Linked DNA regions of Homo sapiens: region 2 is linked to region 1. A link is a loop called in an ENCODE intact Hi-C map of the cell type or tissue named here. Cell type or tissue: CD14-positive monocyte. All regions are shown on one strand. Each heading gives the region's core, and the rest is flanking DNA. Links, peaks and the distances in the headings are about the cores only. Region 1 overlaps HEMK1 (HemK methyltransferase 1, mitochondrial release factors N(5)-glutamine). Region 2 has its middle 14 kb from the start of LINC02019.

Evidence for each region. Hi-C counts contacts between places; a loop is a spot of excess contacts. Peaks named below come from ENCODE experiments on the same cell type or tissue, not always from the same donor. Only the 100,000 strongest peaks of a DNase experiment are listed, where the experiment ranks them.
Region 2: a loop joins it to region 1, with 2.6 times the contacts of the local background. A loop is called at or near these places in 18 of 110 quality-filtered maps.

The regions. Positions count from the first base shown.
Region 1 is chr3:50,570,712-50,576,675 of GRCh38, forward strand. It overlaps HEMK1 (HemK methyltransferase 1, mitochondrial release factors N(5)-glutamine), which reads left to right. Exons shown (of 11, transcript NM_016173.5): 2 at 220-621; 3 at 999-1,090; 4 at 1,404-1,497. The coding sequence starts at 394. It also overlaps a transcript of C3orf18 not described here. Among named protein-coding and RNA genes, the nearest start is that of HEMK1, 4.2 kb to the left of the region's middle. In CD14-positive monocyte, for the core only: CTCF peaks have their summits at 1,572 (motif pointing right) and 1,774; a DNase peak (open chromatin) is centred at 1,590; H3K27ac peaks cover 1,003 bases.
Region 2 is chr3:50,651,846-50,659,318 of GRCh38, forward strand. No RefSeq gene overlaps it. Among named protein-coding and RNA genes, the nearest start is that of LINC02019, 14 kb to the right of the region's middle. RefSeq lists enhancers at 1-166, 167-1,100, 966-1,115. In CD14-positive monocyte, for the core only: CTCF peaks have their summits at 1,104 (motif pointing left) and 1,306; a DNase peak (open chromatin) is centred at 1,086; H3K27ac peaks cover 433 bases.

The DNA of each region.
Region 1 (5,964 bases), core at 458-2,957:
TTATTAGCAGAGACTGAGCTATGGGCTCAGCCCACTCCAGCTAAAAATGTGAAGAAAACGTAAGTGGCCAAGACAAGAATGATCAAATAGGTGGGTAAGGCTCTAAATGGAGTCAAGGGGGTGTCAGAGCAAGAGCACAACTATTCTCAGGCAATGTATTGGTAGAAGGGGGGGTGTCATACAAGGCTCACCTGCTTTCCTGGTTCCTCTCACTCCCAGGGTGGCAACCAACTATATCTGAGGACCAGAGCCATTTTGGGGCACCAGAGCTTGTGACCTCTCCATCTCCACCCAGCTGGGTCCAGGGGCCACTCTCAGCACTCACCTCAGCAGCTGACATCATAAAGCAGACTTGGGAACCTGGAAGCACTCTGGAGAACCTTTCCCTGAGACATGGAGCTTTGGGGCCGAATGCTGTGGGCCCTCCTGTCTGGCCCAGGGAGGAGGGGAAGTACCCGGGGCTGGGCCTTCAGCTCATGGCAACCCCAACCACCTCTGGCTGGGTTATCCAGTGCCATAGAACTGGTCAGCCACTGGACTGGGGTCTTTGAGAAGAGGGGTATCCCTGAGGCCCGGGAATCCAGTGAGTACATCGTGGCTCATGTCCTTGGAGCCAAAACAGTTAAGTTTAGTGTTGTCAAGAGGACAGGAAGAGGGAGGAGGGAGGACTTGGGGAAGGGATATCCAGGTTTTCTGTTCACTAAGAGTGCTTAGCTGAGACTGATGGGATTTTTCTGAAGGAACGTCTTAGCGCCTGGCACACACTGTAACAGTTTGTTGGATGAATGAATATATCTCTGCCTAAGTGTTCTGGGATAGACACCTGGAAGCCTGGTGTTAGCTGTGTAACCTTAGGCAGGATGCTGCCCCCTCTGGGCCCAGATGATGAGAGGGTTGGGCCTCCAGACCAGTGCTGGGCAGGCATTATCCACATAAGACACCTGGGTTGGGGGCCTTGGGCCCAGTGAGCCAGCCACTTATATTCTCTGTGGGGACAGTTTCAGAGCCTGAGGCCGGCACTTTGGACCCAGCCCTTGACCTCTCAGCAACTACAGTGTATCCGGGAGCTGAGTAGCCGTCGATTGCAGAGGTGAGCACCCATGGATCAGACCTGAAGGATGTGTTCAGGGAGCAGCAGTCCAGCCTCCCCTATCCCCACCAAGTTCAGGGAGGAGGAGAATGTCCAAGGACTAGGGAGGTGTTGGGGTGCAGGAGTGGCAAGAGTGGGGCCGGGGTACTGAATAGGAAGAAGGGAGGGAGGGAGGGTTTTGCCTCAGGAGTCCCAAGGCCCTGGAGACATGGTCTTGCCTGATACCTTTGGCCACAAGTGGTATCTCAACCCAGGCATGGTCCTGTTGGTCCTAGCTCTGTCCCTGATGACCACCCAGCTGCCCCCTCTGCAGGATGCCGGTGCAGTACATCCTTGGAGAGTGGGACTTCCAGGGGCTCAGCCTAAGGATGGTGCCCCCAGTGTTTATTCCTCGGCCAGAAACAGAGGTAGGTGTGCCACCAGGGCAAGGCAGGATCAGGATGATGGTGGAGTTCAGGGCACCAGTCTTACCCCAGGCTTCCTCCAGGGGGCACTGGGGCCCCATGACTTCAGGGACAGTGCCTTTCTAGACATGTATTTCCTCTCTGACTGTGTTGGCAGAGCCCAGAGGACAGAGGATTCCTGTTGGTCCCCTTGACTGTTATGTTCCAAGCTATCAACCCAGCCTCTAGGTCTGGCAATGGCCCAGAGTGCCTCAAATAGTGCTGCCCAAGTACTTAGCCTGTTCTGCCATTTCTCTGGGAGCCATCCCATGGCTCACCCAACCCACAGGGAACAAATGTCTTCCAGCAGCTTCTCAGGAGGCATGGAGGAAGTGGAGAGGGCTCCAGCCGGACACCTGGAGACCTGGTATCAGCTGTGCAACCTTGGGCAGGTCACTGCCCTCCTGCCATCTCTGGGCCCAGATGATGAGAGGGTTAGCCCTCCAGCCCAGAGAATCTGGTGGCCCTCTTAGGTCTACTGACTGGTCTGGTAATCACCTGTGTTGTCCCTCAAATTACTAGGACTAGGGATGTGTGGCGCAAGTGTGTTATCCCTTGGTAAGGCACCCTGGTCCTGGAAGAGACGCTTTATATGGCCCTTCTTGGACTCCCCTCTGACCTTGTAGATGACAGAGCTGGGAGCCAGAGGGCGCAGACCAGGGAGTAGAGCTGGGTGAGAGCTGGTGGGCAAGCCAGAGGGCGCCAGGTTCTGAGAAGGAGTGTTTCTAGAAAGACCTAGGCACACAAACATTTCTGGGAAAGGTTAGTTCCCATTCCCCTGCTGTGGCCAGGGGGCCCCAAACCCTTCTTTCACTTTCTCAGCTTCTGTCCCCTAGCCAAGAAACTCTCTGACCCCTCTCCTCTCCATATCATGTGGTTGGGAGGCCAGGTCCTTGCTTCACTGCCCAGTGTCAGGGCAGGGACAGTAGGGAATCTGAGGCCTTGCTGAAGTCACAGGGCTGTCAAGGAAGGGAGCATGGGGGCAGCACGTGGACTTCCTGACTCCCAGCTCAGAGCCCCATCCCTCACATGGGGCTGCCCCATCTGGGATTGGCATGACCTAGGACACAGTATGGAGACCCAGAGCAGGGTGTGGCCTGCCACCTGCAGACTTTGGGAGGCTTACCTGTGGCTCCTGAAAACACGTGATCTCTGGCGAAGAGATCATTTGCTGTCTCCGGCTTCCCAGGGTCAGGGCATGGTGACTTTTGAGTTCCTTCAGAGCTGACCTGGCACCAGCCATATGTGCCAGGGTTCTGAGTATCAAGTGTGGACTTTGGCTCCCATGTGGCCCCCTGATTCTTGGATGGGTCTGGGCCAAGAGAGCAGCTCTACTGCAAGGGGTGGGGTGAGGGGAGATGCTGCGATTGGGAGGCCAGGTGCTCATCTTGCTGTGCAGACATTTCTGAGAACTCACCAGGTTCACCCCAATGTAAAGCCACATCGGGGGATGCCTTACCAAGAACTCAAGAGGACGTGGCCTGTGGCAGGGAGTAGTGAGAATGGGTGCAGGGGATGGTTTCTGATGAAAGGGGAGTCTGAAGTGCAAACTTGCAGGAGGCATGTGCCCAGTGAGTTGCATTTTCCCTAAGGGTGAGAAGGTGGTTCAGCCCCTGGCCTGGCAGTGAATACAGTAGGAAACTCAGGGCTGGGGGTGTGAACCATTCTCACCCAGCCTGCTGTGAGGCTGTACAGGTTGTGGGAGGCTCAGTGTTTTGTCTGTGATTGGCTTGAAGGAGGCAATGCCACCTCCCTGGGTCTGCCCCACCAGGGATGCCATCCTAATAGAGGGTACTCATGGGCACTTAGGTTCTGCCCAGGCCTTGGGCCAGCCTCTTGATGGGGTATGGAGTCCATGTTGGGGCAGCAGTTCTAGGCAGAGCCAACAACTGCCTGCCCCTCACCTCTTTCCCGCATGCGTCTGTGCCCCACCCTGTTCTTGGATTCTTACCATATTCACCTGGAGGGGGTGCCCTGAGCCTGTGACCAGCATGGCTTTTAGTCTTGCCGAAAGAGCCACCAGCGTTAGGCTGAGGGAGGCTCTTCACTAGGAGGAGAAGAGAAAGTTTCTGGACTCCTTGGGCTGTTATCTACCCCTGCCCCAGGTGGCTCTACAACCAAGATGAGTTTCCGGTGCTCTGGAGTGTTATGGCAAACAAGAGGCCACTAGTGGTGGCAGGGGCTCAGTTTCTTAGCTTCTTACCCTCCCCAAGGTGGCCATCCACATACGTGGTGTGTGTCTTTGAGGTCTTTGAGTATCTCTGTGAGGTGGCTGGCCAGTGTGGCTGGCTGAGGGGTCATTCTCCAGCCAGAGTAGGTCTGTCTATGACCAGGAAACCAAGAGAGGCTTACACACCTGACAACAACTGGTCACCCTACCAACCTCTCAGCTTGTGGCCTCACCACTGAGACCACAGGCTCTCAGCCACAGCCCTATACTGCTCACTCTGTACCTGGCCCAACCTTGCAGGCTAAGCTTGCCACAAGTACCTTAGTGGTCTCCAGTAGTGCCTGGCACAGGGCTGGTGAGAGCTAGTGAATACACACTCTCTCCTGCTGGAACTGGGCCCCCTCACCCACAGGCAATCATTTGTTAGGTGCAGAAGAGGCTTGGAACATGGAGGGTTGGACCTGCTGGCCAAGTTCTGCCTGCTTTGGACTTGCCACCCTCAGGGTGGGTGAACATTGTTGCTGGGTTTGGGGGCCTGGAAGGGTGAGATGCTTTTTGGAACCCAGCACTGGGGAACTTATGTGGAAAATGGGTGTGAGTGATCTGGAGCCCTCTGCTCCATTGGGCCTGGCTGATGGCATTGGGGTGTGGGGGAGACCTGGGGGTGTGAGACTCAGAGGGTGGTGCCACAGAGAGCTTGCCCATCACTTAGAAAGTAGCCAAGAGGGCCAGGCGCTGTGGCTTACACCTGTAATCCCAGCACTTTGGGAGGCTGAGGCGGGTAGATCACCTGAGGTCGGGAGTTCGAGACCAGCCTGACCAACGTGGAGAAACCCTGTCTCTACTAAAAATACAAAATTAGCCAGGCACAATGGTGCATGCCTGTAATCCCAGCTACTTGGGAAGGCTGAGACAGGCGAATCGCTTGAACTTGGGAGGCGGAGGTTGCGGTGAGCCAAGATCGCGCCATTGTACTCCAGCCTGGGCAACAGAGCGAAACTCTGTCTCAAAAAAAAAAAGAAAAGAAAAGAAAAAAAGAAAGTAGCCAAGAGGTTTGTCTGTGGGCCAAGCCCTGCCAGTGTGGGACACACTGCGATGAGTCAGACCTCAGGTCTTCCTATTATGGCGTCTGGTGGGAGAGGCACACCCCATCCTTAGGCTAGACCTTAGGCTCAGGGTGGAGAAAGCCGTGGTAGAGCCTGGCCCAGGCTTGAGGAAGGCTTTCTGGAATAGGTAGTCCTCTTTTCAGATCAGGGAAGCACCCACTTGCTGCCCACCATCCCCAGCTCCCTGAGCCAGTCTTTCCTGAGACCTGGGGTCCCAGGAGTCCTGACCCTCTGGGGGGCTTCTCTGCCCACATCCAAAGGGATGCCTTTGAGAAGGAGCTACACTGCCCTTTCCTTGTCTCATGCCTGGCTACTCAGGTGTCCCACTCCACTGCTGGTTAGAAAAATTTTGGCCATTGGACGGCAGGAGCCTTCCACCCTTTACCCCTACCCTATGTTGGTTTACAGGCATAGTCCTTGCAGGCAGTGGCTGGGTAGGCAAGGCTTGAAACCCTCTTGTTTCCAAAGTGACAGTGTCTGAAAATGTCCTCCTGCTGCCAGGGCAGGTACAGTGCAGTCAGGCACCTCCCTCTGCACCCATGCCTGTTGACCTATGCCTGTGTATGCCACAGCCCTCAGGTCCTTAGTCAGGACCATGTCCCCCCATGGCCCATCTCCTCCAAAAGAGGGAATTCCCTGTCCCTTTGGCCTAGGAGCCTCCCTGGGGGCCTCTCAAGCCCAGCTCTGTGAGGAGGCTGGGGACACACCAGCTCCTGATTCTTGGCCACCATGAAACCACAGGCCAGGCTCAGGTGGGGCCTTGACCCCAGGCCTCAGTTTCCTCATGGGACACTTGTGAGGATTTAACAGATTAATACAGGAAAAACTCTGGGAGCAGGGTCAGGCCAGAGGGAGTGGACAGGAACTATCAGGTATGGTTCTTAGCTTTTTTCTTTTGAGATGGAGTGTTGCTCTGTCTCCCAGGCTGGAGTGCAGTGGCGCGATCCTGATCCACTGCAACCTCTACCTCCCGGGCTCAAGCAATTCTCCCTCTCACCTCAGCCTTCTGAGTAGCTGGGACTAGAGACATCCGCCACCATGCCCATGCCTGGCAAATTTTCACACCTTTAGCAGAGACGGGGTTTCACCATGTTGGCCAGGCTGGTCTCAAACTCCAAACTCAAGTGATCTGTCCACCTTAGCCTCACAAAGTGT
Region 2 (7,473 bases), core at 113-2,612, 81 kb after region 1:
TGGGAGGCTGAGGCAGGTTGAGCCCAGGAGCTTGAAGTTACAGTGAGCCATGATTGTGCCACTGCATTCCAGCCTGGGCAACAGAGCGAGACTCTGTCTCTTAAAAAAAAAAATTCCATAAAAGTTATATACACACGTGTGCACATGCGTGTGTGTGTGTGACATCTCTTCCTAGTGATGTTCCCCCTGACCTGGCCAACAGCCCTGATTCTGTCCTCCAAACCTGATGCTGGCTGGCTTCCAATAGCCTGGCTCATTGCTATTCTACACCAGCCCCTCTCTGCCCTCAATTCAGCCCCTCCACTGCAGTGTCAGAATTGAGCCTCAAAATGCAGCCTGCTACAGCCTCTGCAGGGGTCTCCATGCTTCCAAGCCTGCTTGAAACTTTCTTTATGGCAGGCATGGGGAGGGGGGAGGGCAGGCCGTGTGTGGCTGTCACCAGACCTGGCTGCCTTGGGCCTGGCTGCTTTGGGCCGAGCCTTTGCATCCCTAGTGGGTCCTCACGGCTGCCCATAAACCCAGCAGGGTAAAATTCTTCGTTTTGTCATACTGAGCAGCCAGCATGCTTAACCAGCAGGCAGGGAAGGGTCTGGCAAGCCCACCTCCCCTGCTGTGTGTGGGATGGAGTGGGGTTGTCTAGAGCCAGGAGACCTGAGCTTTGGTTTACATGAGGCCTTGAGCAAAGCAGTTCTTATTTTTGAGGTTGCCCATCAGTAAAATGAGAGGCTGAATTAACAGGACCAGACTATTCCAGCACCCTTGACAGACACATCACCACCAGTTGATGGATTGTGAGGAATGCTCTATGTTCAGGCAGATCATGCATTTTTCCAAGCCTCAGTTTTCTTATCTGTTAGCATGATCCTCACAAGGATGGGGCAGGGCTGCAATGAAGACAGGGACAGGGATGGCCGAGCCCAAAGGCCTTGGTCACCAGCATAGCCCAAGCGTCTGCTAGGTGATGCACTAAGCTGCCCAGCACTCTGCCAGTTCTACCCTCTCTGTGTCCCCTGACCAGGAGAAGGCAGCTGTTGACTCAAGGGAACAAGTTCCCTGGGGCTCAGAGGAGCTGGCAGAGAGGTTAATTGGGGTGTGGGGCCACCTGCTGGTCACCTGGGTGAGTATTCAGTGGGCACCTACTGTGTGCCATAGCCTGAAGGAGCTGTGGGGCAGGGGAGAGACCACAGCACCATAATGAATAGCTGACACTTATTGAGTGCCTACTGTGTGCCAGGACTGTGCTAAAGCTTTACATGGATCATCTCACTTAGTCCTCACTTTCTCATCTTACAGGTAGAGAAACTGAGTCCCAAGCTCTTAGCCGCTGCTCTCTGTGCTAGAGGAGGTCAAAGGAAGGAAATGCTGTTTTTGGCTAGGGGCAATCACAGAAGACTTCCAAAAGGTGGTGACAATATGAACTCAAAGGGAAAGCCAGATTTGGATAGACAAACATTTAGGGACTTAGCTGGCAGGTACACGGGGAGGCAAGGCATTTTGTGTGAAGAATGGAAAACAAGTCTATTTACTGGGTGAGAGGCAGCCATGGCACAGGGGTCTCTCATTTCCTTGTCCCATCTCCTGTAGGAAGTCAGAATGGGGTGCTCAGGGATGAGACAATGGGCCCCTGGTAATAGCTCCTCTCTCTTAGAGCCCCCAGGGTTCTCCCATGGGTAGTGCATTCCCCCTCCACATGTGCACCTCTGGCTCCTCTGGAGATACACTCAACCAATGTGTCAGACAATCTATCCATCCCCTCTTACTGCTCCAGCATTTCTGGTTGATTTCAGAGTTGGCTGTTAGAGTTGGGGCCAGATCTTTTCACATTGGACTCCCTGAACCCCCCAGGATTTGGTGAAGGAGTCCTAGGACCCTCCACTTTTGCTTCCAACACAGCTATTTTATAGATTGGTGTGCTGAGATTTAATTTGAACAAGTTTACATGCATTAAAAAAGTTTATGGAGCACTGAGCTAGACATTAACAAAACTGATCTCAAATTTTGCAAGGCAGGCATTAAGATCTCCATTTTACAGATGGGAAACCAAGACTCGGAGTAACTAAGTGGCTTCCCAAGGTTCATGGCTGGTGAGGACAGGAGGCAGGGCTCTGACATGGCAAAATGGCTACAAGATTGTCCTTTCTCCTATGGTTCCTGCCCTCAGAGAGTCCATACTTCATGGGCACAGGCACCTGCTGGCATTGTCTGGTGGGGCGTCACTGGTGCTGACAAAGGGAGCAGAGATGACTGGGTGGTCGTGGGTGTCTTAGGCAGGCTTGCTTTCCCCTTTCTGGAGAGTTCACTCTGGACAGAGACAGTTGGGGCAAAGAGTGGGTGGTGGCAGCAGGGGAGGCACTGGGAAGCCTGCCTTAGCCTATAAACCCTGCCCCAGTGTAGAGGCTGTGTAGATAAAGCAGATGACACCCCCATTCCCATTCCTGATCTTGATCTGTGTTCACAGCAAGCCACGGAGTAATCAACCCTCAGACCTGGCAGAGATGCTCTGTGTGGGAATGAGGCAGGCCCCTCAGCCACCTCTTGAAGCAGCACCCCTAGTGCAGGGACTCTCCCCCAACCAGTCTCCCTTCCAGGTGATGGGACCTTGACTCATGGGTCATGTTTCCCCCACATGAGCTACTAGGGCTGGATGGAGGGTCTCAGGGCCCACTGAAAAGGCCCAGGGGCTGAGGGGCTGGGCTCTTAGCTGTGGGCCTGGCCTGTTTGAGCCATGCCTTGGAGCTCATGTTTTAGCACCTAGCGTGTGCCAGACATATCTCGTACTTGACTTTGTTTACTTTTCTGTTCTTCCAGTAGCCCTCCCAGGCAGAGATTATGCCCACTTTGCAGATGAAGTCACTGAAACTTGAATAGTAGCAGAAGAAACTTCCCAGGTTCCTATGAGTGGTGTGTGGCAGGACCAGGGTCTGAAGCTAGGGGCATGGAGCCTCACAATCCCCTTCCTAATGGGAAGGCTATCCCTGCCCAAAGAGTTCCAGTGTCATCTGACCCCTTCCCTGATCTGGTCTAGCTGGAGGAGATGTCATAAACCCATTCCTCCTCTGCCCTGATCTTCTATGCCCCTGGATGCCAGAGGAAGGATTCTTGGGTGTGACCTTCTATGGCCTCTGGTCCCTGAACTTGGGCAAGGAGTGCCTGGCACCTCTCAGGATGCTTTAAAGTCAGAGTGCTTCCCTGCAGAGGAGACAGATGTTGGGTCTGAGTCACACAGCTTGGGATCCCCTTCTGACTCCACTCTGTGACCTTGGACAACTCTCTTAATCTCTCTGAGCCCATTTCCTCATTAGAACATATGGATAGCAATGCCTGCCCCCCAGACTGTGAGACTGGGAGAGGTAAGGCATGACAGTTTGCTGAGCTCCCAGCATGTCATAGGTCCTGAAAAAATTCACGTCACATATGAGACCGTGTGGGGCATGATGGTGTTTAAGGAAGTATTGAGTCACAGGTTAAAGCCTTTAGAAAGGAGGCTGACTTCCTGGGAGAAGCTGCAGTCAGAGCTCCTGTCTAACTGAGCCACCCACCTGCCCTTGAGGCCTCTCTCTCTCTCTCTGAAGGTTCCTGCCAGGCCAGGCCCTAGTAGGCTGTGCAGTGGGACTCGCCAGGGCTGCTATGAAAGACAGGTGAAGCAGGGGAGGCTCTGCCCAGTGCCATTAGGCAGGTCCAGAGAACCCCTCCTTACAGGATCAGGAAGGGAGCCAGAGACTGTGGCTCCCTTTGTACCAGCTGGTGAGGGGATGGACTGGCCCAGTGTGCCTCCTGTGGGCAGGTGTCTCTGTGCTGTTGGCTGAGCCAAGTTAAGCAGACAGGACTCCTTCTACAATGATGGAACCTACAGCCAAACAGTGGAGTGACAGACAGGGACAGAAGGGTTGGGGGGTGGGGAGTATCTCTGAGAAGGGGACACTCAGCCAAGGATGAATGACAAGAAGTTGATTATAAGAAAAGAGAGGCTGGGCATGGTGTCTCTTGCCTGTAATCCCAGCACTTTGGGAGGCCGAGGTGGGCGGATTACCTGAGGTCAGGAGTTCAAGACCAGCCTGGCCAACATGGTGAAACCCTGTCTCTACTAAAAATACAAAAATTAGCCGGGTGTGGTGGCATGCGCCTGTAATCCCAGCTACTTGGGAAGCTGAGGCAGGAGAATTGCTTGAACCTGGGAGGCGAGGTTGCAGTGAGCCGAGATCACACCACTGCACTCCAGCCTGGATGAAACAGCGAGACTCTGTCTCAAAAAAAGAAAAGAAAAAAAGGAAAAAAAAAAAAGAAAAGAGAAGAAGGGCATCCCAGGAAAGAGAATAGCAAACGCAAAGGCCTTATAGTGGAAACAGCCTTTGAGAATCTGAGGAGCAGAAAAGAACACAATATAGAGAGTGCTGGTCTTGTTCAGCCTCCCCAGGACAGAAGTGAGCATATGGGCACACTTATGTGACCCAAGGAAGTCAAGATTTTTGAAGACACCTTTCTCTAGGTTCTGCCACTGACCACCCAGGACAGAATGAGTCCAGGGCTCAGGATGGGTTGGCCAGATGTGAATCAGCCCCCACCTGGCCCTTTACTTTACAGATGGAACACCAGCTCCTAAGATGGCTTTGATATCTAATTGCTGGCAATAAATTAAACCCACAAAACGGTGGATGCAAAGCTCATTGGGGCTGTTAACATCAGCAAAGCCAGTGGCTGTGCCTGTTTTCACACCAAGATGCCGTAAGATACAACTCACCTCTGGAGATAGATTACATGGAGATAGGGCTCTGCCCTTTGGGCCTGGAAGCGAGAGGGTCGATTCCTGTTACTGAGCTCCTGTAACTAGGCTTGATCTTATCACAGTTATATGAATGCTTGGGAGGGAGATCCTGGAGTAGGGGTGAGCAGAGATTTTCAGCAATAGTCATATACTCTAATCTCAGCCAGCAAGAGACAAGCCCCTCCTCCCTCTAGCCCGTGAGTGAGTGCAGGCTAGGGGCCTGGCTAGGAGCACTGCCAAGGGATGAGGGGATCCCAAGGTGTTCTTCCTGGGACAGCCATCCTCCTCCTATGGCCACCTTTCCCAGCCTGCCCTGAGAAGGTTTTCTTCCTTCTGTTGCTCTGGAAGTCAGGTGGGTTTCCTGAGAGAGTTAGTTCCATGGAATAAATACTTCCCACCTGAAGCTGGGAGGGCTGCCTGGAGGAGGTTAGGATGCCGTGCATGTGTGAAAGGGGGTTTAGGGAAGGAGCAGGCGGCCAGTTTCCACGCTCTGGAGGGAAGATAGTCAGAGGTCAGCTGAATTGTCCAAGGTTGCCCAGAAGGTTAGTAGCTGGACCTATGAACAAAAGAAGGCTCCCTGGAGATGGTCTGAAATGTAGGGGCAGAGGAAGATGGCATCAGGACTGGAGGGACTTAGAAGAGCTTGTGGCTCTAGCTTCAGGACTTCCGATGATTCCTCCTTAGAGTATGATCACCCTTAGAAAAAGATGGTACCTCTTGGGCCTCTGCACTTTCTTGCCTCCATGTTTGTCCTCTTGGACTGGCCAAACCCAGTCTTCCAAGGATGGAAGTGGATCCAGGAAAAATGAAAGTTGACACAGGCATGGTTCAGAAACAGCTTGAGAGCTGGAATGGACAGGCAGTTCTAAATAGACTCTAAGACGGTCAGAGCTGGAAAGTACCATTTGATTCTCATTTTATAAATGAGAAAACTGAGGCTCAGAAGCCAGCTACCCAGCTTCGACTGTCTCGCCCAACATGTGCACCCCCTGTCCCCTGGCTGGGCCACCTTGCCTTCCCTGGCCTTAGAGTTCCCTCTCAGGTCTTTCTGGCTCTCACCTTTTCCTGCAGAGCTGTTTTCCATTTTTGCTTATTCCTGAAGGGGACTTTATCGATGACCGGTTTTGTGGCATCCATGGCTCTTAATTAGGCTTCCTTAGGCCTCCTTTCAGAAGGCTTTGAGTGAAAAGACCATCAGTATTTGGCACTGGCATCAGTGTAAAGGGCTCTGCCCATAGCACGGAGAGAAGGGCAGATGTGCAGGGAGACTGGTGCTGAATTACTGGGGCCTAGAGAGCCTGGAGGCCTGAAGAGGGTTTTTCAGACCCCATCCCATGCATGTTCTGCTGGAAGCCAGAGGCCCTTCAAGCCTGAGAGCCCTGGCTTCTGGGCTGGCTGCTGACGTCCCCCTCCCTACCACTCTCAGGACAACTGCCCAAAGGCTGGACACACACAGGGATTTCCTGGCTGCATCCTGTGAATGGAGTGGGGCTGAGGAGATGTTGGAAGCCATAGCCTGGCTGAGTTGAAGTCCCTACTCTCCAGCTGGAAATATAGCCACTGCCTATAGGCTCTTCAGCATAACGATGTCTTTCAGAGAATCAGGGCTATGGAGATCACGAGAGGAGAGTAGTAGTTTTGCTTGGCTTTGGAACTTGAGGTGGGTTTGGAAGGAAGATGGAAGGTCAAAGCAGAGAGGGCACAGCATGGCTCTGGGAATGGTCTTGCTGATTTGGGTGTGGGGAGTGTGGATAGGAAAGGGCGGGCCTCTCTTAAGCTTTAAGTGCCCAGCCTGGGGTGGAAAAAGAAATGCCAGGCTGAGTATGGACACCACTCTGGAGGCAACAGGGAGCCATTAGGGACCCTTGGACTGAAGAGAAGTGACAAGCGAGTGGTTTGGGGCAGCTTCGCCTGGGAATTGGCAATGATGAAGCCAGAGTGGAGGAACTCTCCTCACAATTTCTCCCAGATTCAAGTAGCACGGCCTCAGGGCAGACGTTCCTCTCCAAGGGTGACTGGGACTGTGGCTGGATGCTCAGAGACAGCCCAGGATGATTCCCATGCGAATCACCATCAACCCCTGGCTCATGCCCACCCTTGGTTAGAGTCTTCCTTGACAAGCTCTCCCTGGGGCATTCTTAAGCCAGCACCAGTTGTGTTTTCCAGGTGAGCCGAGCAGTTCTCATGTTGCCAGACCTGAGGTTCCTCACTGCCTGGGACCTCCTGTCCAATGGAAGGAAAAAGGAAAACTTGCATTATTGACAGATGGATCCTGAACCCCTCAGCTCATGTAACCCTTGCAGCAGTCACAGGCAGGTGCCATTCGCACCCATTTTATACCTAACACCTCCTGATGAGCCAAGTCTTCTCAGACTCCACAGTCCCTGCTGGTCCCTGGACTCTGGGGTTACCCCGGCTCTGGGCCCCATCAGAACCTCCCTGGGGCCTCCACCTTGAAAACCTGCCTGAGCGTGGATGGTGCATGCATTTACTGCAGGCTCCTTGAGTGATACTGCTCCACAACTGGGTCTGGGGAGGTTGGCCCCAGGTGGCCACCTCTAGTGGTCTCTTTCTGGCTGGTGGTTGCCAGCATCAAGAACCACCATCACTTCTCACACCATTCAAGAAGCCCTCAGGGTTTTCTCTGCATTTAGAAAAGAGCACAAAAACATAGGCTATATCCTGGAAGTGGGCAGGGGATAGGGGAAAGC